Regions from separate parts of the Homo sapiens genome. Here region 1 is linked to region 2. A link is an interaction called in ENCODE POLR2A ChIA-PET data of the cell type or tissue named here. Cell type or tissue: PC-9. All regions are shown on one strand. Links, peaks and the distances in the headings refer to the core of each region. The heading gives the core; the rest is flanking DNA. Region 1 overlaps LOC107985809 (a long non-coding RNA gene). Region 2 overlaps SRBD1 (S1 RNA binding domain 1).

What was found. Peaks named below come from ENCODE experiments on the same cell type or tissue, not always from the same donor. Only the 100,000 strongest peaks of a DNase experiment are listed, where the experiment ranks them.
Region 1: POLR2A ChIA-PET joins it to region 2 with 5 read pairs; 2 of 35 experiments call an interaction of 5 or more read pairs at or near these places.

Annotation. Positions count from the first base shown.
Region 1 is chr2:45,113,663-45,125,734 of GRCh38, reverse strand. LOC107985809 (a long non-coding RNA gene) reads left to right here. Exons shown (of 3, transcript XR_001739190.2): 2 at 4,212-4,284; 3 at 7,692-9,265. Among named protein-coding and RNA genes, the nearest start is that of SIX2, 110 kb to the right of the region's middle. In PC-9, for the core only: no CTCF peak of the experiment used is centred there; DNase peaks (open chromatin) are centred at 4,964, 5,324, 5,704 and 6,504; H3K27ac peaks cover 2,146 bases.
Region 2 is chr2:45,429,544-45,441,615 of GRCh38, reverse strand. All of the region lies in intron 16 of SRBD1 (S1 RNA binding domain 1), which reads left to right. Among named protein-coding and RNA genes, the nearest start is that of SRBD1, 180 kb to the left of the region's middle. In PC-9, for the core only: no CTCF peak of the experiment used is centred there; no DNase peak of the experiment used is centred there.

The DNA of each region.
Region 1 (12,072 bases), core at 4,705-7,204, 320 kb after region 2:
CATATGCAAGTTGTTCCACACAGACTTAAAAGTTTTCTAATGACTTCATCAAGTATTAGGTTTTTACATTTAAATTTAAATGAACTAACATGAAATACATTTGAAATTCACTTCTTCAGTCACACTAGCCACATTTCAACTACCCAATAGCTACACACACTACCACATTGGACAGCACAGCCATAGAGTAGTGATGGCCGCCACAGTGGCAGAAGTTGCTTTATATGGATAGCATCTCAGGTTCTGGAAAGTGGGCCCGGCTTTCTTTTTCCCAGCATGCACCTGCCCTGGCATCCTCTTCTCATATGGTATCCTGTCCAGTTTGACAGCTGACAGATAAGACCAGGTCTCAGTCTATGCCCCTCGTTAAGGCATGAATGACTTCAGGAGGTGGTAGGTGTGGGATCGGCATACTATGCTCTGTTTCCTCTGACAAGGAATCCATGGAGGTGGATGTGATGTTGTCATGAAACACCTGTGCCCTCTCAGGCCCATGGCAGGACAATGATCCTTCCCCGTGGCTGTTAACACACATACACAAGCGTGCGTGCACACACACACACACACACACACACACACATCACATCTGTTATTCCAAGGTCTGTGAAATTGAGTGAGGAATAAGAGCTGTCCATTACACATTGTTAACCCTCAAAAATTAATTTTTGAGTGATAAGTCTTAAGTACTGAACAAGGAGTTAGGAGACCTATGATCTAGTCCTGGTTCTGCTGCCACTGACCAAGGTGTAACCTTGAGCAAGACAATTTGCTCCGGTTTCCTATAAAATGAGATGCTAGATCCTTCCCAGTTTGATAGTCTTGTCCAGGGTTTGGCACACTGCTGCCCTTGGGTCAAATCTGGCCACATCCATCCATTTACATATTATCTTGTGGCTGCTTTCATCTACAAGTGCAGAGTTGGAGAGCTGGGCCAGAGACCACATGGCCCACAAAGTTGAAAATATGTGCTTTCTGAGCCTTTAGAAAAAGTTTGCTGAGTTTGTTCCCCTCTGTGGTTCCAGCTCATTTTAATCATCTCTGCACACTGAATATGTTCTTTATTAACACAACAAATATTTGTTGGTTACCATTATTGTGCAAAGTATCATGAAAATTGCAATTATGATGGCGACAATCATTGCCCTCAGATATTTTACATTCTTGCTTATAAAAGAGGTTGCTTGCTGGGCGTGGTGGCACATGCCTGTAATCCCAGCACTTTGGGAAGCTGAGGCCGGTGGATCACGAGGTCAGGAGTTCGAGACCAGCCTGACCAATGTGGTGAAACCCTGTCTCTACTAAAAATACAAAAATTAGCCCGGCATGGTGGCAGGCGTCTGTAATTCCAGCTACTTAGGAGGCTGAGGCAGGAGAACCGCTTGAACCTGGAGGTGGAGGTTGCAGTGAGCCGAGACCGCACCACTGCACTCCAGCCTGAGTGACAGAGGGAGACTCTGTCTCAAAAAAAAAAAGAAAAAAAGAGGTTGCTGGTTCCCAGAGTGATAGAGTCTGCTATTGTCCCCAATATCCGGCTCCACTTCTTCCATAATGTAAAGGTTAATTCCTTTCTTGTATGTGTGATGGTTAATCTTGTGTGTCACTTGGTTGGGCCTTGGGGTGCTCTGATATTTGGTCGAATGTCATTCTGGCTGCTTCTGTGAGGGTGTTTTTGGATGAGATGAACAACATTTAAATCAGCGGAATCTGAATAAAACAGATTGCCTTCCATAATGTGGGTGGGCCTCATCCTATCAGTTGAAGGCCTGAATAGAACCAAAAGACCTGCCTCCCCTGAGCAAGAGAGAATTCTCCAGCCTGCCAGCCCACCTGCAGATTTTAGACTTGCTTGCCTCCATAATCATGTAAATCAGTTCCATATAATAAGTCTCTTTCCATAGACTTGCACAAACTATTGATTCTGTTTCTCTAGAGAACCCTGATTCATACGCATAGTTATTTTATCGGGCAAGTGGCTTTCTGGAATAAAGACTACATTTCTGTCTCATGTAGTTAGGTGTGGCATATGACTAAGCTTTGACCAATGGAGTGTAAGCAGAAGTCCATGTAGCACAGTCTAAGGACCTTTTTTGTAGTTTTGTTTGTTTAAGACAGGGTCTTGCTCTGTCACCCAGGCTGCAGTGCAGTGGCACAAACATGGCTCACTGCATCCTCAAACTCCTAGGCTCAAGTGATCTTCTCGCCTTAGCCTCCCGAGTATCTGGGACTACAGGCATGCACCACCATGCCCAGCTAATTTTTTATTTTTTGTAGCCACAGGGTCTCATGATGTTGCCCAGGCTGGCCTCAAACTCCTGGCCCCAAGCTATCCTCTCTCCTCGGCCTCCCAAAGTTCTGCTTGGCCAGGACCTTCCTTAAGACAAAGCTAGCACATGCCCTGTGCTACTTCTTTCCCTCTTCCTCCTTCCTACTGCTTGAAACAGAGCTGTTTCAACAGGTGGAGCTCTGTCTTGGACCACAGGAGGAGGAGGACCACCCCTGAGAATTGGAGTTCCCAAGGCTGGAATGAACACAGCAAAGCCATGGGTTGTTGTAAACTTTGACTCGGGAGAAAAATGAACTTCTTTGTCTTATCTAGTGCTATTTGGATATGTGTTACTAGTAGCAAAATGTAATCCTAAATTCTATACCCAAACTTTGCCATGTCCCTCTGCCATGCCTGAATACAACATCTGCTGTAACTAAGGGGACCTGTCACAGAGTCCAGAATATGCTAAATACATGTTGGCAGGTCACGGTTGCATTTACATATCCTGAGGCATTGCTTATGACAAAGTAGGGTTGTCTTCCCAAGAAGTTAAGTTTAAAAAGAAATGGGGGTTTTAACCTGAACATTATAATTCCTCTCATCTCCTTTGAATAGATGATATGTTTAAAACACAAAACACATTTTAAAAATGCGAACAGCCAGTTGAATAAGGTTTGCTTTGTTTTTGATGGAATATGAGGTTTTTTCTCCAACATGACACTAAAGAGTTGAAGTGAGAAGTATAGATTATTTACCAGGCTATTTGGGTATTATTGGGTACAAATATACCTGTGTGTCTTAGACTATGTCACAGTCCCCTGGTATTCATTATCAGGTTCTTTCTTCTCATAAAAATAATTTTTTTCCTTTGAGACAGGGTCTCACTTTTTCACCCAGGCTGGAGTGCAGTGGCATGATCTTGGCTCACTGCAACCTCCACGTCCTGGGTTCCAGCGATTCTCCTGCCTCAGCCTCCTGAGTAGCTGGGACTACAGGCATGTGCCACCATACCTGGCTAATTTTTGTATATTTTTGTAGAGACAGGGTTTCACCATGTTGGCCAGGCGGGTCTTGAACTCCTGACATCAAGTGATCCACCCGCCTCAGCCTCCCAGAGTGCTGGGATTACAGGTGTGAGCTACTACACCTGGCCAAAAAAATATTTTTTTTACATTTGAAATAAATGTTAGCTAAACTGATCAAAACAATGTGTGTAGTCTCACCACAGCCTTCCCTATCAGTGCTGTTCAGAATGATTATTGTAATAGATATGGCAAGTGGTCCTTGCTTTGTCCACACCCCAACTCATAACCTCTGCTCCTTATGTTGTCCACCCCTCCATGAACTGCGCTCTGGGTGGGTGCTCAACACAAGGGCAACCAAACCATGAGCTGACCAGACCATTAGACCCTGCCCCCCTCCAAATGATCAAGGCTAGTTGAGCCCTTTATATTTCTCTTAAGAAACTGAGGCTGGGCACGTGCCTATAGTCACAGCTGCTCGGGAGGCTGAGGCAGGAGAATTGCTTGAACCTGGGAGGCAGAGGTTCCAGTGAGCCGAGATTGTGCCACTGCACTCCAGCCTGGGTGACAGAGCAAGACTCTGTCTTTAAAAAAAAAAAAAGAAAGAAAGAAACTGAGAAATAGCCAGATAACATTGGAGATAGAGGCCAAAAGTTGTACAGAGAGTTGCTGAAGTGAAGGAAGCTGGCAGTCGTGATGGGCCCTAGGCAAGGTGAAGTAAAGAATCCATGAGTAAGCAGAGAGAATGAGCCAGACAGGCAGACAGACCAAGAGATGTTGGGAAGGGGACTGGTCTCCAGGGTTACCTTGGATTCTTCTAATTTTCTAGTTCCTAGACCATTTCCAGCTCCACTGCATGTGTGTCCTGCAATAAATCTTCTATAATTGCAGGGACCCTGAGCGTATCTCTCTTCTCCTTGCAGCTCAGAGCTGGACCAAAGCAGCTGTCGATCCTTTGCCTCTTTGCACTTTGGAGCCCAGTCCTGATGGGACCAGGTAATCCAGGCATGCATCACTGCCAGACTGGCAAATACCAACTCTTCATTCAAGTGTTTTTCACTCAAGTGTTCCTAAAAATATCCAAGAGAAGAAGAGGACGGGCAGTTTTCTGGAAGGGCAGTTGTAAAACTTGAAGGAACAAAATCTGTTATCCTGTGGCTTAAAGAGGACTCTCTCTAGGAGACATTTGTCATGCTCTGGGCTTATTCAGAGTCAGAAATTGTCTCTGATGGGAACCACACGAAAGAGTTGGGGACTCAGAAGAATTACCTTCTGCTGAAGTTCACCTTAAAAAGTAGATACATGCTTTAAACACCCCCAACTTCTCCCATCTCCCTTTGGCTGAAGAAGATCAAACCTTTCTGGTTAATCAGAGCTAAACAAAGAAACGGCCTCTGCGGCCTTCTCCTCAATGACCCTCATCCCCACACCAAGCCATCTCAGGACTGAAAGACCCATCAATGTAGGCCTCTGTGGAGAAACCAGTTTTTAGGCCTCTCACTGAAACCCAACCCCCAGCCCAGCCATGCAGCATGAGCTCATTCTGCCCCAACTAGGAGAATGAGAAAATGGTCTGTGAATTTCTCTTCCACTCTGTCAAAATAAGAACAGAAAAAACCATGCTTCTGCAAAAGGGTTTTCTTTCAGCTTTTATTTGCACACATTCTGTATAATTATGGTCAGCAAGAGGGCATTTTCCATGGCCACACTGGCAGTATTTTCCACACAAAGGCTTATGCTGGTGGGCAGCCTGCCCTTGAGCTATTTACTTGTGTGGTGGATAGAAAACCATCAGACCTATGGCCAGTTAAACCCAAGCAAAATGTTTTCATTTGGACTTCTCCTGTAACTGGGCATATTATTTTAATTTTCCCTCCACCCCTTGTCCCCTTTCCCTAGGTAAAGTGATTCAATATGGTGGAACCACCGTTATGCAGCCAACTCTGTAGTATACCTTCCAGTTAACTGCTAATGTTCACATTTTAAAGTACTTCCTCCTAGCTTTCAAGATCTTAGGATTTTCTTAGCCAACGTTACTCCTTGGAATTCCATCTCATTCTCTCTCTATACAAGTAAGCCCTTTGCTTCTCTGGGCCCTCATGCACCCAGCCCATTTCTTCCTCCAGGCCATTTTTCTTGCTGTGCCCTATCATCCCAGTCCTGAAAGCCTGCCTCCTTCCTTTGGCTCCTCTGAATCCTGCCCACCATTCAACATCCAGTTGTGGCCCCCTCCTCAGTGAAGCCCTCGCTGACTGCTGAAGTTGTCCTGACTCTTCTTTCCTTCACTGAGCCATGAGGCTGTACTGGCTTCTCACTTGCTGCATATTTTGTAATTAATGAGTCACTAGACAAGTTTATCAAAATGTTGACATTGGTTTCTGCATAAAACCACAACATAAATCAAGTCATTCATGTAGCAAGTATTTACTGAGCACCTAGTCCACAGTCAGCCCTGTAAGCAACATTCCACACCAGAAAATGCAGGAATTCATGGGCGAGTTAGGCCTGCTTCTATCCTACAAGAATTTGAAGAGACTTTGAGAAAACAAGCTACAGGCATGAAAGATAATCCTAGAGCTGATGCCCAAAGGATGATGGTTCTTCAAGGCAACATGAGGTAGACAGAAAGAGGAAGAGGAGTCAACACCATCCATTAGAATGGGACAGGGGTTGAGAGGCAGCTCCAGCTGACAAAGAAGTCAAGTTTCCGCTGCTTATAGGATGCATAGATGCAATAATGGATAGATACACACATGCTTGTAAATACAGATGAACCAAGAGATGAGCGGTCCAAAAGCCATCCATCCATCCACCATTAAAGAAACATTTACCCAACACATACTCTGTTCCATTCATAGGGGATACCTAGATAAGTCAACCTTCAGGGAGACTGTAGTCTAGCCTGGTGGCACGGCAATTTAGTCATAGGGCAACCAAATGTGACTTTAAAAGTTCAAAGAGAAGTCATAATAGCTGCCATTTTTTAAATGTCTACAATATGTTAGGTACTTTTCAAACACTACTGCTACAGTTCCCACTCTGGATGCCAAAGCAAATTTGTAGGGAGACCGTGGATTATTTTAAATTTTTGAGGGTAATATCATGATGCTTAATGTCTGTTAGACACTGTGCAAACTACTAGCTCAAGGTAGTTCACAGTTTCAACATTAGATCATACTGCATTCCTTTTGATGATGTCACATCTTTGTGGAGCAATGAAAGTCAATATGTAACAGGAGATGAGGGAAGCAATGTTCAGTCAGATTCCAAGGTCTGAGAAGTTGTACAGTGCCCAATAGGTGTCTGCATCCCACTAATAAGCAATCATTACTACTTAAGAATAAAATCGGCCAGGCGCGGTGGCTCACACCTGTAATCGTAGCACTTTTGGAGGCCAAGGTGGGCAGATCACTTGAGGTCAGGGGTTCAAGACCAGCCTGGCTAACATGGTGAAACCCCATCTCTACTAAAAATACAAAATTAGCCGGGTGTGGTGGCGCATGCCTATAATCCCAGCTACTCAGGAGGTTGAGGCAGGAGAATCACTTGAACCCAGGAGGCAGAGGTTGCAGTGAGCCGAGATCGCACCACTGCACTCCAGCCTGGGTGACAGAGTGAGACTCCTTCTCAAAAAAAAAAAAAAAATAAAATAAAATAAAATAAAATAAAATCAAACTATTAACTTTTTTCTTTCAATTTATATGTAATTACTTTGTCAGGACATAAATTCCTATTACATAGTTTGGTTCTAACTTCCTGATAAATGAAACACATTTTTCTTAAGGCCTAGAGATACTGTGAAAAATTACTGAGATGCTAAAGACACTATGAACTGAGGAAGTTCGGGAGCCTCTGCGTAATGCTAATCCTCTCAGGTTACCAAACATCACACTGGTAGTAAATTCTAGAGTTGGGGTTTGAACCCAGATCTGTTCTAGTGGTCTCTGAAATACATTACTTTTGCTTATAATACTGATGGGAGCTCAGTGGGCTCATCAGGGGATGGATACGTAGGGCTGCCTGGTGGGCAGAGGTTGGAGAAATGAGGCAGGACTAACAGATTCATGGAACTGAAAGGTCTTGCTCTGACCTTGAAGGGCACACTGCATAGTTACTATTCCCTTTATGCTAAGTTTCCATGAGGCCTTGGTTCGATGGGAGGAAATAAAAACAACTCCTAAGAGGTGTGCGGCAAACAGGCCTGATGAGGTTTTTTAGTGCCAGGTCACAAGAAGAGGAAGAATGGGTGGGAGTATAGAGACCATGGCCAAGGTGTGAGAAATAGAGGCCTGGTCTGCACACATTCTGACAGGGGTCATGTAACTCTTATTGCAGATGTTTGAAAACTTGAGTGGCTGCTGTCATAATAATATCTCCAAATGACCAGGCTTCTGTCATTTCAGGTGTCAGAGCCCTGCCAAATCTGTGAGAAGGGTGGAAGCAAGTTTCCCTGAGGGAAAAAAAAACAACAAAAAAAAACCTTCTGGAATTGGGAAAAATTTAGGTCAACATCATTTGAACCTTGACCTCTTGCTCTTTTGTCCCCGGGTGGACATTTCCTTGACCTCCAGAAATTCCTCCACCTCAAGGGAAGACTTCTTGCCCCCCTCACTTCCAGAGGCCTCCAAAGTGGGCTGGGAAGAGATTTAAAGCAGGACCCTGGGAAGCATGATGAGACTCTGGAGTGTAGAGAGGCTTCCCTGCAATGCAAAGATCTTCAAAGGCCAAGCCCAAGGCACTGCAACCCCCAGGAGGGCCCACTCCAAAGCAGAACAGTGGAGGGAGAGCCTGCGTGTCAAGAAGCCTGGACAGCAAGACCCCCTACTGTGGCAGCCAGCCTGCTTGTAGGAGTCCTGAGAAGCCTAATTCAATTACCCTTATCAGAATGTCTCTGAACTTAACAAAGCAGATAATGAGTTCCAGAGACAGATACTGCTTGGGGGGCCAAAATTATTTTGCTTCCCCAAATTGGAGGCTGAAATTGGAGATGTTTGAATAATGGAAAACATAATCCTTCCCTAGGCCCAACCCCCTCCCAGTACCCACACCTGAGACACCCTTTCAACCAAGGAGCCTGGATTCAACATCCATGCCGTCTCTCCTCCTGAAGACACCTGGTCATGAACTCGACCTCTTTCCCCCACCATCTTTGTGCCATCGATGGAAGGAAGCTGCGTACAGGATGGAAGTGGGAGGGGAAAGGGATTAACATTTATGGAGCCCTCCCCTCTATGTGTCAGCTACATAACACATAGCATTCATTTCAACCACAGAACATATGTCTTTACATTACAGAAGGCAACGGAGAACTGGAAAAGTTAACTTACTGCCTGAGGACCCATCCCCATCTCACCAGCAGCACAGTCAGATTCAGACACAGGTATTCAACTTTGCAACACACTGTGCCTCACGGCCTGTGTGCTCAACATCAGAAATCAAATAGAAACTCCCTCATTCTAAGATTCATAGCCATCCTCCGAGATATGACATAGCGACCTCTCCTCCGTGAACAGGGAAACAGACTGAGAGGATAACCTAACTCTCCCAAGGCCAGAGTATCCACTGGGATATGCAGCCAAGTCAGCCAGCAGTTGAAACAAGGGCTCTCTGTGCTATCTCACATCTGAATTGAATTGTTTCCTACAGACTTCTCATAGCTCTCTAGGCAAGGAATACATCTTCTCACCTTCCCACACTAAGAAAGGCCTCTGTCTGAGCCTGGGTGCCGGGTGGCCAGGATTCCTGCTGAACGTTCAGGAGCTTTCCATCTCCAGAGGTGAGCTCCTAGTTCCTGCTTACCTTAGAACTGTAGAACATATAATGTTACCACTGAAAAGAACCTCTCGTATAGTTGGATCACACCCTTTACCTATTTATTTAAATGTACTGTTTTAATTATGTAACATTTGATATGTGCAGGATAATATGTATGCAAATTATAAAGCATAATAATAAAACCTGTGAACCCACCACTCAACCTTAGAACCAGACCATTACAATTGATGTCCCTCCTACTTCCCCAACAGAAATAACCACTGTCCGGGACTTTATGTTTATAGCCCCACCCCCCACAATGATTTTTATAGTTTTGCCAAATATGTTAGCATGGTAGATTGCATTATTGCTCTGAGTTAAATATCCTTCCTTTGACATATAATTTGGCAGTTCCTTCCATTGGAAGTGAAATACATTTCTCTGCCCAAGATGTTAGATTTGCTTTGGTCAGTAGAATGTTGCAGGCTGTGACGGTGAAAATTCTGAGCCCAGGCCTTAAGAGGAATCACCTGTTTCCACATTCCCCACTTGTATTTCTGCCTCTGCCATGAGAAAAACATGCTTCAGGTCACCTGCTGCTCCAAGGAGGATGAGAGACCTATGGGGAAGACCTGGACCCAATCTGAAGTTAGAACTAAGTGCAACTGAGCCCAGCCTGGATTAACCAACTCCCAGCCAATCCACAGACACCTGGGTAAGAATACATGAATGTTGTCAGCCACTGAGTTTTGGAGTCATTTGTTAGGCAGCATTATTGTGGCAATAGCTGACTGATATACTATGTATCCCTGAACAGCATATTGTTTACTTTTGCTTTTTTTTTTAGCTTTGAAAGATGGTAATTAATATTGCATGTCATTATCTAATATTTACTTTTCTTTCCCACTCAACATGATATGTCTGAGATCTATGCAGTAGAATATAATACAGCAGTATAAATGAACTACAGCAGCAGCCCTCTCAGTTTAGAGATGAGGAAAAGCAAAAGACCCGGAGAGTTCATGAAGGGCTGAACTGGCTTGGAAGCCCAAGTGTCATTCCTTCAGCAGATATTTATTGAACATAAACTGAGCACTCACCTCAGTGCTAAGAATATAAAGGGGAACTGGACACATAAGGTTCTTGTCCTCTTGAGTTACAGAGGTCATTTCATAGAAAGAATGCAAGGCCACATCTGTGCCCCCTATCATATCATTGCCAAGGTTTCCTTATTGCCTCTGCCCTGCCTGCTGTTTCCCCCATTCAGTTCACCACCTCCTGTCCCTGGAGGCAATAATGTAATTAAGGCAGTATGTGAAGACAGCACGCAGAAACTGTGATGTGGATAGCTCTCCTTGGAGATCTGCTGGCAGACTGACTTCCAGGAAAAAGAGCCAAAGTACTTGGGAAATGCAGACCCAAGGACTGATCACTTTTGGGAGGTAGGTTTATTTTTCTGCAGATGACACTTGTCTAGAGGGAACTGGCAGTTTTCTGACTAGAGATGGCCCTGTAGTGAGCTTAGCAGCTCCATGGACTTAGTACCTGGGTGACCACCGTCAGCAGAGAAGCATGTTTGGAAGACAGAGAACCAATGAGGGATGTTTCACACTCTTGAGGAGTTTGCCGTCAAAAAGCAAAGCAGGATAAGCAAAAAATGCATGTCCTCAAACCCCAGATAACAAACACAAAACATCATAGATAGAACCAGAGCTGAGGTAGATACACATGGATTCACCATATGCAGGTACATGTAGATTAGGATGGATGTCAGGACGTCCAGAGTGGCTGAAATGACTGCTCCATACTGTCATTCCATAGACAGGTGTCTTTTGTTTCTCTAGAGCATTTGAGTAGTTCCCATGAGTTGCCATTTATTTCGTGCTTTGGAAAAACACAGTAAGAATCCCTTCACATTGAAACTAGACTGAACACAACCGCATACTCCTCAATGATTCAGAAGGCGTTCCAGGGCGTTGCAGGCCCTCAGGGACATCATTAGGAAAATAGGTTACTGTAGAAACTGAAGGAACAGCATCCTGATAATATGAGGTTTCACAGTGATTGGGTCCTGGATAAAGAAGTTATTTTCGGTAATGAAGGATTAGTAGCTCCTGCCAGATATGAAAATGGCAAAACCAAGAACAGCACTTGGACGCCCCCTGCTCCAGTGCTTAGCTCCAGGGGAGGCTAACGACTGCTCCCCTCCACTCCCGCCACCGAAGCACCTAAAGCAAATTCTTATTGCTGCAGCTGCTCTGGCGGCCCCGCCTTCCTCTTCCATTCCAGCTCATAGGGTCAGAGTCAGGCATTTTTTAAATTCTCTCCTGGATCTCATGGTCCGTTCTCTTCTGGTGAGGGATCACACAGAGAGTAGCAGCTATGGGCCATCCTTCCTTGAGATGAGGATTGTGTGGGCCTAGAAGGCCTAAGGTCAGGGGGAGTGCACCCTGCTGGGGGACAGAAGCGCTGAGGGCTAGCTTACCTATCTCCCCACCTATTTCCTACTTGAAAATTCCCTTTCTTCTGTGAGTGTGTGTGTGTGTGTGTGTGTGTGTGTGTGTGTGTGTGTGTTCATGCCAAAATAAATTATTATAAAGACATGGTTATGTGTGACGGACCACCCAGGACAGGAAAGCAAAGAGTGGCCTGCAGTGAAGTGGGGAGGTGCCCCTTCATCACCCAGATCTCACACCTTGTGGATGACTGCCAGGTCAGAGGGCAGCAGAGTAGATTGGAAAGAACCAGTAGAGGTCAAGTCCTGGTCCTACCACTTCCTAACGGCACCATCTTTGCAAGGCAGGACTCCTCTCTTCCCTAGGCCTTGGTCACCCCATCTGTAAACGGCGGCTGGGGAGACAGTGGCTTCTAATTGTCTCTTAGCTACAGATACTTTCCACATTCAGGAGCCTATGGAGAAACCAGATACTTCTAGAAATGTGACAATCAGGAAGGAAGAAAATGACATCAAAGTTGAGAAAATACCAAATGGCTCTTATGCTCTGTCTCATTAAATATGGATATTTTCTC
Region 2 (12,072 bases), core at 5,412-7,911:
AATTTATTGAGTAGCTACTATGTACTAAGAAGCATGGTGTTAAGAAGTGGGAATACAAAGAAAAGTCTAAATGGCCAGCAAATGAACAAAGAGATCTTCAACTAAACCAGTACTTAAGGAAATAAAATTAAAGCAGCAGTTAGAGTGAGTACGTACTATGTACCAGGATACAATAACAAATCATATTTATTTACTTACACACATACACACCTGTGTGCATCAGGTGATAATAAATACTATGGATAAAATAGGAAATGGGGATAGGAACAGTATGGGAGGCAGAGTTTTGCAGCCTGGTCTTCACTGCCACCAGTGCATGAGGCTAGGTGTGGAGGATCATTGCAGATCACATGGAGTGCCTGGGCTCTGTCGCCATGGTTATGTAGAGATGGGACATGGAAGCGAAAGGAAACCTTTCCTTTCCATATTAACTCTCTGACTCCACATTAATGTGGATCCTGTCCTGGCAGTGTCAGCCTCAGGTCTAATTTGAAAGGTTTACTGTCTATAATAATAATGGGCTGGAAGCCAGTTCACATCTGACTACATGTGTGGCCACATACATGTATGTGTATTTGGGAAGAGAAAATGTATCTTTAGAACTTACTACTGGAAACATTAGGAAAGAGCCTTTTTTCTACATGTGGAGAAGAAAAGCCTTTTTTTATTATTATGCGTTAATACTCTTTTTTTCTCCAACCTCTGTCTCCTCAAACAGACAAATAATTTAAACATGGCTGTCAAAATTTCTGAACACCAGGAGGATGCCTCCCTGCCTTCCCTCCCTCCTTCCCTCTATTTCTGTCTCTCTCTTTCTGTCTCTCTCACACAGAACCATAGTTTCAGATCAGATTTTCTACACACTGTTTTAATTTATTAGAAGGGAAAAATTCTTTCTTATGGCTAAAAGTTTGCACTCTTGATTTTTCTAAAGTCCACTTTTATGACTAAGCTATAAATCTCTAAAAATAGAGATTTACAGTGGAAATGTCAACTCCTTTGTATTATGTCAGGTCAAAATGTGTAGCTAATTGGTGTGCATTTGTTCATGCATATGTCATGAGCCAGAACTATGTTTTAGCCCAGTGACCACACATGGGGGCAGATAGGTGTGGTCCAGTTCAGATATACTAATGTTTTCTTTGTTTATGGTAAATTAGAATAGTGCAAGGTACTGGTTTGGAAAAATATGTGGGCAAGGCAGACATTTAGGATTTATGAACCTTTACTTAGCCAGTATTGCCCTATCATTCGTCCACCATATCGACCTGTATCCACTAGGGGACATAAGAACACCTACTGGAGGAAAGAATGAAAGTTTGTCTGCATTAAAATTTAAACACAGGACTCTTAGATAACATACAAAAAGACTCATTTTTTTAGTTTCATGATTCATAAAGAAGTTATATATTTTGTTTAAATTTTAATCATCACCAGAAACTTTTAAAGGCAGGATCAGTATCTTAACGTCTATTTATGGAATGAGAACCAAACAAGCAGCTAACTAGCAAGCTTGTGTCATTAACTGACTACCTATGTGGTCTACAGAAGCTATGCTGAGAATGATTCTGGCTTTACAAAATACTTTATATAGAAAAGGATTACCTTTTAGAGTCAGGAGGTGAGACATCTGGGGAGGACATCTGCTATCAGATTGCAGTGGACAAAAACCAGAAGTGTTCTATATTTTGCACCCCGGCCACTAGCTATGAAACCCGAGAGACAGATGTTAAGGGCACTGCTGTTGTCTTCTAAACTGATTATCTGGCCTACCAGGTTAGAAACTTAGGTTGTATTTTTTACTTATGGTTCTTTTTTTTTTTCGGTATGATCTACCTGCAGAAAAAAATGCAAAGATTTTAAGTGATACAGTCTTTATAGACAATTTTTGCTTTTTAGTTGGAGTTTTTACTAACATTTAATATAAGTATTAATATAACTGAATTAAGGTCTACAGTTTTGCTGTTTGCTTTGTTTGTCCCATCTGCTTTTTGATCATTTCTTGTTCCTTTTCTGCCTTATTTTGGCAGAAAATCAAATCATTTTTAGTTTTTCATTTTAATTCTGTTGACTTTTCAGCTATACTTCTTTGCATTTTTTTTAAAGTGGTTACTCTAGGGATTATAATACACAGTCATATCTTCTCAGTCAACAGTGGTTAATATTTTACCACCTCACCTCCTTCTTTGTGCTATATATATATGCATATATATATATATGCATTCATCAATTGTTTTATATATATATATATATATGTCCTAGAATACCATGTTTTACTTTTTGCTTTCTGGTTTTATGTCTTTTAAGTAAAATTAGAATAAACACGCACAATTTTATATTTACCCATATATTTTCCAGCTGGTGTCAATTTCCTTTAGTCTGCAAAATTCCCTTTAAAATTTTTTTGTAGTGTAGGTCTGCTGGCAATGAGATCTCATTTATCTAAAAATCCCTTTTCCGTTATCTTTAAAGATATAGAATTTGAGGTTGACAAGTGGTTGTGGTGTGTGTATGTGTGTGTGCAGCACTTTAAAGATACCGTTTCATTGTCTCCTGGCCTCTGTTGTTTCTGATAAAAAGTTAACCATTACTCATATTGTTGTTCCTCCATATATAACATGTACATTCTCTCTGGCTACTTTGACAATTTTCCCTTTATCTTTGTTTTCCAGCAGTTTGACCATAAAGTTTCTAGGTATAGTTTTCTTTGTTTTTGTCCTTCTTAGGGTTCACTGAGCTTCTTGCATCTTTACATTATGTTATGTTTTTGAAAAAATTGGGGAAAGTTTTGTTACTACTTCAAATATTTATCTGCCCTATTCTCTCTTTCCCTCTCAGGACTCCAGTTACATATAGTTGTGCATTGTGATCTTGTCCCACAGTTCATTAAGGTTCTTTTATACCCCCCATCCTCGCCTCTCCTTCTTTTTTTATTTCTGGTCTTCAGATAGGATAATTTCTGCATATCTCTCTTCGTGTTCACTGATTTATTTATTTTTCTACTCCAATCTGCTGTTAAGCCCATTCAATAATTTTATTTCAGATGCTGTATTTCTTTATTCTTTGTTTATTAAAGCTTTAATTCCTTTACTGCTGTTTACCATCTATTCATTGATTTGGGACCATATTTGCCTTTAAGTCCTGGAGCCACTTTAAAGTTCTTGTCTGCTGTTTCCAACATCTGGGTCATCCTAGTTTGGTTTCTGCTGGATAAGTTGACCCATTATTCTGTTATTGGTCACATGTGCCTGCATTTTTGTATGTCTAGCTAGTTTTATTACATGGTGGATATTGTGGATGCTCTGTGTTGTTGAAAATACAAATTTTGTTGTCTTCCTTTAAAGAGTATTGAATTTTCTTCTGGTAATCAGATAATTAACTCTCAGATCAGACTATCAGATCAGAATGAATCATATAGGGATTTTTTTCAAGACTTATTTTTAAAGCAGTTTTAGGTTCGCAACAGAGCAAAAACTACAGAGAGTTACCATATAAATCTTCCTGCCACATATGCACAGCCCCCTCCAGTCTCAACATTCTGCACCAGAATGGCACATTTGTTACAATTGATGAATGCATATCATTATCAGTCAAAGTTAATAGTTTACATTATGGTATAATGTTACACATTATGGGTTTAGACAAACAGATAATAACCTATATTCACTATTTATAGTATCATAAAGACACTAAATTTTAACAAAATCCATATCAATTATTTCTATTATGAATTGTGCCTTTATTGTTGTATCTAAAAAAGTCATTGCCATATCCAAGTTTAGTTAGATTTTCTCCTATGTTATTGCCTAGTTTTATGGTTTCATGTTTTACATTTAGGTCTATGATTCATTTTGATGTGAGTTTGTTTCATTTTTTGTCTTTGTTTTTGAGACAGAGTCTTAGTCTATCGCCCAGATTGTAGTGCAGTGGCACGATCTTGGTTCACTGCAACCTCCGCCTCCTGAGCTCAGGTGATCTTCCCATCTCAGGCTCCTGAGTAGCTGGGAATATCAACATGTACCACCATGTCTGTCTTATGATTCATTTTGATTTACTTTTGTTAAGGGTGTAAGATCTGTGTCTACATTCATTATTTTGCAAGTTGATGTCCAGTTGTTCCAGCACCACCTGTTGCAAAGATACCTTTTCTCCATTGTATTGCCTTTGCTCTTTTGTCAAAGATCAGTTGACTCTATGTATATGGGTCTTTTGGTGCTTTCTATTCCATTGATCTATTTGTCTTTTTTTTTTTTTTTTTAAACCAATACTGCAGTGTCTTGATTACTATGCTTAGTGTAGTATGTCTTAAAAGTTAGATAGTGTCAGTTCTTTGACTTCATTCTCTTTTAATACTGTGTTGGCTGTTCTGGGTCTAATTAGCTCTCTATATAAACTTTAGAATTTTAATTGGGATTGTGTTGAATCTATAGATGGGAAGAACTGACATCTTGACAGTATTGAGTCATCCTACCCACATACATGAAATATCTCTCCTCTTAGTTCTTTGATTTCTATCAATAGAGTATTGTAGTTTTCTTCTTATAGATCTTATACATATCTTATTAGATTTATACTTTAAGCTTTTGGAGGGTGCTAATGTAAATGTACTGTGTTTTTAATTTTAAATACCACTTATTTATTGCTGGCATATAGGAAAACAGTTTACTTTTGTATATTAACCTTGTGTCCTACAACCTTGCTGTGATCACGTATTAGTTCCAGGAGTTTTTTAATCAATTCTTTTGAATTTTCTACATAGACGATCATATTATCTGTGAACAAAGAGTTTTCTTTCTTTCCTCATGATAAGGTTAGGCCTTGTGTCCCCACCCAAATCTCATCATGAATTGTAATCATCAGGTCTTGAGGGAGAGACCTGGTGAGAGGTGATTGGATCATGGGGGTGGTTTCCCCTATGCTGTTCTCCTCATAGTGAGTAAATTCTAACAAGATCTGATGGTTTTATAAATGGTAGTTTTTCCTGCACTTAGACACACACTCTCTCTCACCTGCCACCATGTAAGTCATGCCTGCTTCCCCTTCTATCATGATTGTAAGTTTCCTGAGGCCTCCCCAGCCATGTGGAACTGTGAGTCAGTTAAACCTCTTTCCTTCATAAATTACCCAGTCATAGGAAGTTCTTTATAGCGGTGTGAAAATGGACTAATACACCTCACAATCTTATATAACTTTTCTTTTCTTACTGCATTAGGTGGTACTTCCAGTATGATGTTGAGTGGTGGTAAGAAGGGACATCCTTGTCTTGTTTCTGATCTTAGTGGGAAATATTCTGGTTTCTTACCATTAAATGTTATGTTAGCTGTAGGGTTTTTGTAGATGTTTTTAATCACCTTGAGGATGTTTCCCGTTTGTTCTTAGTTTATTGAGAATTTTTATCATGAATGAGTGTTAGTTAGATTTTGTCAAGTGCTTTTTCTGCAGCTAGGACTATGTGATTTTTTTTTTCTTTTTTAGCTTGTTGATGTGATAGATTCCATTAATTGATTTTTTGAATGTTGAACCAGACTTGCATACCTGAGATATATTATATTTGGCTATGGTGTATAATTCTTCTTATAGATTGTTAGACTTGATTTCCTAGCTTTTTTGAGAATTTTTGCATCTGTGTTCATGAGAAATACTGATCTGTCATTTTCTTGTAATGTCTTTGTCTGGTTTTGGAATTAAGGTTATGCTGGTTTCATAGAATTATTTAGGAAGTATTCCCTCCGCTTCTATTTTCTGGAAAAGATTATAGAGAATTGGTATAATTTCTTCCTTAAATGTTTGATAGAATTCATCAGTGAACCCATCTGAGTAAGGATTATTTTTTAAAATTTTGTTAGGGTGGGGGTAGTGTAATCCTTTCTCCAGGACTAGAATAGCTCACTTCTACCCCTTTCTGGGTATCAGCAGAGTATCCGGGGTGTTCAACGAGGTCTCTTCAGTATGATTGGTAGGACGTCCTATGTCTCCCAGCTTTGTGTAATCTCAGGAATCTCTGGGTAGCTGCCAACTCACAGGCAGCTGTTTTTTTTTTTTGTTTTTTTTTTTTCCCCTGGCCTTGTGTTGTCTTGTCTTGGTGCCCTGGGTATGTGCAGCTTAGTATTTAGCTAAATGCTTAAGATGTCACTTATATGAGTAACTGGAATACTGCTCTTCAGAGCTTCATTCTCTCTGATATCATACTCTTAAAACCTTCAGGAATCCCAACCTCCAGTCTGTTTCTCCAGCTCAGTAAGATTACTATGTCCTGCTTGGGTTACCTCCTGGTGCCACAGTCTAGAAAGTGTTCTCAGACAGAAAGCTGGGGCAATTTTGAGGCTTATTCTATGTAGTTTCCCTCTCCCTGGAATCATAGTCCTGCAGCTGTCTAAAATTGGTTGCCATATATTCACTATTCACAATAGCAAAGACTTGGAACCAACCCAGATGTCCATCAGTGATAGACTGGATAAAGAAAATGTGGCACATATACGCCATGGAATACTAAGCATCCATAAAAAAGGATGAGTTCATGTCCTTTGTAGGGACATGGATGAAGCTGGAAACCATCATTCTGAGCAAACCTATCGCAAGGACAGAAAACCAAACACTGCACATGTTCTCAGTCATAGGTGGGAATTGAACGATGAGAACACGTGGACACAGGGCGGGGAACATCACACACCGGGGCCTGTCGTGGGGTGGGGGGAGCGGGGAGGGATAGCATTAGGAGAAATACCTAATGTAAATGACGAGTGAATGGGTGCAGCAAACCAACATGACACATGTATACATGTGTAACAAACCTGCACATTGTGCACATGTGCCCAAGAACTTAAAGTATAATTAAAAAAAAAAAGAAAAAAAATGCAAATAGGCAAGAAAGGCTTGATTCTGGAGCATATCAGATTTCAGATCTTGCTGACATAAACACCTCTGGGCCAAAAGTTTAAGTCAACTGGAGACCCTTGACATTCTAATTGAGAGTTAGCCCTGCAAAGGAGGTGATTGATTAAATTGATTCTAACACATAATTGATTGTATAGGAAATCTGAGAACATTGACCCTTTAAAAATTTATGAAATTATTATCTGTTTTTAGAGGTAGGAGATCCTTGACAGAATAAACTGACTTTATTTCTCTGCAAAAAAAAATTGTTTGCCAAATGTTAAGGTGCACATATGTAAGCCAAGATCCAATGAGGGCTGGGACAGAAAAGCTGCTAAAGATTTGTGAGGTGAATGGAGATTCCAGGGGTTACACAGTGTCTTGGGAACATAAGAATTGAGGCCATCCAGAATGGGGAGACCTCACTGAACAACATGGGCACTCATTTGATACCCGAGAAGGTCCATGACTTGAGTAAGGCTATTGAAGCCCTGGAATGTTGGGTTTTAAAAATTAGTTTACATTTGTCTTGTGCAGAACAAATAAGACAATCATTGTCCCAAGGATCCTTCTGTCAAGTTGGCTTGATAATTGATAATAGGTTCATGCAAATCTGATGCTTAAATACTGAGTTAGCAGTAAAGGAATCTTCAGCGTACCTTCCATATGCTTTATCAGAGGAGGAGGATTTGCAAAGAGAATGTCTTCCTGTTTATTTTTTTCCCTCTTATGACCACTGGCCATGCTTCAATCTGTGTTTCTGGATCTGGAAAAAATCCTTCCAGTGCTGATGCCCTTTGCCATCTTAATCCCAGAGCCTTATAGGCACAATGAATTATTTATTTTACAAGTTTATGCATCTACAAAATAAAAATCTTCTGATGTTTGAAGTATGTATTTTTAAAAGAATGTGCTTATGAAAATATCTTTTTCAAAGTCTTCTTCCAATATTATTTGTTCTATGTACTTGTCTGTGATCAGGAGCTAGAACACATAGGTTTTTAAATAGCTAACTAAAGCATTTCTTTAGTGCTGAACATTGTCTTTAACGGGAGTATATAAAGACCTCTTGTTTACCGGATTTGATTAATTGGAGGAGGAGCTTTCTTAAGCACACACTGTTTTCTCAAATGTTTCCCAGCCTCCTGTCAGTTCTGTCTGTCATGGGTCATTCAGCACACACTCGTTTGGATGACTCTTAAAAACTGTCACATGTCAATCAAAGGAAAGGAGATGCAAAATGAAGAAGTAAACTTGCTTCATTTGAAATTGAATAGACTGTTCCTGTAAAGCTTTTTTTTTCCTGGGTTAAGCTTAAATTTATTTTTTTTAATTTGACAAATAACATTGTATATGTTTGTCACATACAGCATGACGTTTTGAGGTGCACATACATTGTGAAATGATTAACTCTTGCTAATTAACAAATGTATTACCTCACACAGTTATTTTTGTGATGGGTGCACTCAGCATCCACTCTCTTTGTATTTTTAAGGAATTCAGTATATCCTCATTTACCCTAGTGACCGAGCACCTGTAAAGCTTTTTTGCATCTTTGGTTTTCTAGCTACATTTTGTATTTTGGCAGTACTAAGGGGCAGGAAGAGACATGAGTGGATGATGGTCGCTGAGTAAAATAAAGACTTAAGAATATTGCACTAGGAATCCACTTTGGGAAAAACTTCAAGTTTAGTATGGGGAATGTAAAGTGAAATTTTGTTGTTCTAGAAACTGTAGTCCACAGTGTTTCATCTGGAAGGACTTTAAAAAAATAATAGTTGTTAGATACTTTTCGTCCTTCAGGGCAAAATAAAACACAGCAGTTTGAGGAGGTTTTTCAGAAGTTTGTGGTAGAGTAATAAAGTTTTATTTTTTGAGAATTCTGACCTTAGAACAAAAGCTGACTAGCATAAATGATCACTTATATTCCTTTGTAAAAATCTCATAAATTTTAATAAAAATATAATGTCCCAGGATTTCCTTGAATTCGAAAGAGAGACTGTTTAAGTAACTTGCCCCAAAAATTCAGAGTTGGGTAACTTCTATTTAAAAATGGAACAGTCCATTTTTCCTGGCATGAAGTCCTTAGGGATTATTGGCACTGTTAGCCCTCAGGCCCTCTTGCTTCTTGTACCAGTTACTGCCAGTAGAGTGATGTGTCACAACTCAGCTTTCAGCAAATCTAAATGGAGCTTCTTAAAGACATGGAATACATATGATTTTTTCTATACTTTCAACACATAGCCCAACTTGCACAGTGTCTGGTACAAAATAGTTGCTTAGAAATGTTCTTAGAATAGCAAATGAATGCCTCTGCTTTAATGTCAAAGACATTATTATGGAAACAGTATGGGATTTTGTTCAGTATTCCTTCCACCAAATAGATATGATTTTTAGTTTTAGAAAATAGTGTTGGCCAGGCGCAGTGGCTCACACCTGTAATCCCAGCACTTTGGGAGGCTGAGGTGGGCGGATCACCTGAGGTCGGGAGTTCAAGACCAGCCTGACCAATATGGAGAAACCACGTCTGTACTAAAAATACAACATTAGCTGCGCGTGGTGGCACATGCCTGTAATCCCAGCTACTCAGGAGGCTGAGGCGGGAGAACCACTTGAACCTGGGAGGCGGAGGTTGTTGTGAGCCAAGATCGTGCCGTTGCACTCCAGCCTGGGCGACAGGGTGAGACACCATCTCAATAAATAAATAAATAAATAAATAAATAAATAAATAAATAAATACTTTTAACTCTTTAGTACTTTCCTAAGCAAAAAATTGGGGAAGAATGTAAGCAAAGTTTATATTTACAGCTGACCTGACGGCAGCGTTTACAGAAGTTTCTATTACATAAATAGCTGCTAGAAGAGTTTTTAAAACTTCTAAATTCAGTGAGTTAACTTGGACCTTTTTTCTTGTAGGATGTTTTGGTGAAATAACTGGTCTACTGGTTTGTTTTTGTTTTTTTTCTATTATACTTTAAGTTCTGGGATACATGTACAGCACATGCAGGTTTGATACATAGGTATACACGTGCCATAGTGGTTCGCTGCACCCATCAACCCATCATCCACATTAGGTATTTCTCCTAATGCTATCCCTCCCCTAGCCTTCCACCCCCTGACAGGCCCCAGTGTGTGTGATGTTCCCCTCCCTTTGTCCATGTGTTCTCATTGTTCAACTCCCATTTATGAGTGAGAACATGTGGTGTTTGGTTTTCTGTTCCTTTGTTAGTTTGCTGAGAATGATGGCTTCCAGCTTCATATCCCTGCAAAGGACATGAACTCATTCTTTTTTATGGCAGCATAATATTCCATGGTGCCACATTTTCTTTATCCAGTCTATCATTGATGGGCATTTGGGTTGGTTCCAAGTCTTTGCTATTGTGAATAGTGCTGCAATAAACATACGTGTGCATGTGTCTTTATAGTAGTCTCTGAGTATATACCCAGTAATGGGATTGCTGGGTCAAATGGTGTTTCTGGTTCTAGATCCTTGAGGAATCACCACACTGTCTTCCACAATGGTTGAACTAATTTACACTCCCACCAACAGCGTTAAAGTGTTCCAAAAAGTGTTCCAGTTTCTCCACATCCTCTCCAGCATCTGTTGTTTCCTGACTTTTTAATGATCGCCATTCTAACTAGCGTGAGATTGTATCTCATTGTGGTTTTGATTGTGTTTCTCTAATGACCAGTGATGATGAGCTTTTTTTCATGTTTGTTGGCCGCATAAATGTCTTCTTTTGAGAAGTGTCTGTTTATATCCTTCACCCACTTTTTGATGGGGTGGTTTTTTTCTTGTAAATTTGTTTAAGTTCGTTGTAGATTCTGGATATTAGCCCTTTGTCAGATGGATAGATTGCAAAATTTTTCTCCCATTCTATAGGTTGCCTGTTAAGTCTAATGATAGTTTCTTTTCCTGTGCAGAAGCTCTTTAGTTTAGTTAGATCCCATTTGCCAATTTTTGCTTTTGTTGCCATTGCTTTTGGTGTTTTAGTCATGAAGTCTTTGCCCATGCCTATGTCCTGAATGGTATCGCCTAGGTTTTCTTTTAGGGTTGTTATGGTTTTAGGTCTTATGTTTAAGTCTTTAATCCATCTTGAGTTAATTTTTGTATAAGATGTAAGGAAGGGGTCCAGTTTCAGTTTTCTGCATATGGCTAGCCAGTTTTCCCAACACCATTTATTAAATAGGAAATCCTTTCCCCATTGCTTGTTTTTGTCAGATTTGTCAAAGAACAGATGGTTGTAGATGTGTGACGTTATTGCTGAGGGTTCTTTTTTGTTCCATTGGTCTATATATTTGTTTTGGTACCAGTACCATGCTGTTTTGGTTACTATAGTCTTGTAGTATAGTTTGAAGTCAGGTAGCGTGATGCCTCCAGCTTTGTTCTTTTTGCTTAGGATTATTTTGGCCATATGGGCTCTTTTTTGGTTCCATATGAAATTTAAAGTAGTTTTTTTCTAATTTTGTGAAGAAAGTCAGTGGTAGCTTGATGGGGGGGATAGCATTGAATCTATAAATTACTTAGGGCAGTATGGCCATTTTCACAATATTGATTCCTCCTATCCATGAGCATGGAATGTTTTTTTCTGTTTGTTTGTGTCCTGTCTTTTTTCCTTGCGCAGTGGTTTGTAGTTCTCCTTGAAGAGGTCCTTCACATCCCTTGTAAGTTGTATTTCTAGGTATTTTAATCTCTTTGTAGCAATTGTGAATGGGAGTTCACTCATAATTTGGCTCTCTGTCTATTATTGGTGTATAGGAGTGCCTGTGATTTTTGCACATTGATTTTGTGTCCTGAGACTTTGCTGAAGTTGCTTATCAGCTTAAGGAGATTTTGGGCTGAGACGATGGGGTGTTCTAAATATACAGTCATGTCATCTGCAAACAGAGACAATTTGATTTCCTCTCTTCCTATTTGAATACCCTTTATTTCTTTCTCTTGCCTGATTGCCGTGGCCAGAACTTCCAATACTATGTTGAATAGGAGTGGTGAGAGAGGGCATCCTTGTCTTGTGCTGGTTTTCAAAGGGAACGTTTCCAGGTTTTGCCCATTCAGTATGATATTGGCTGTGTGTCATAAACAGCTCTTATTATTTTGAGATACGTTGCATAAATACCTAGTTTATTAAGAGTTTTTAGCATGAAGGGGTGTTGAATTTTATCAAAGGCCTTTTCTGCATCTATTGAGATAATCATGTA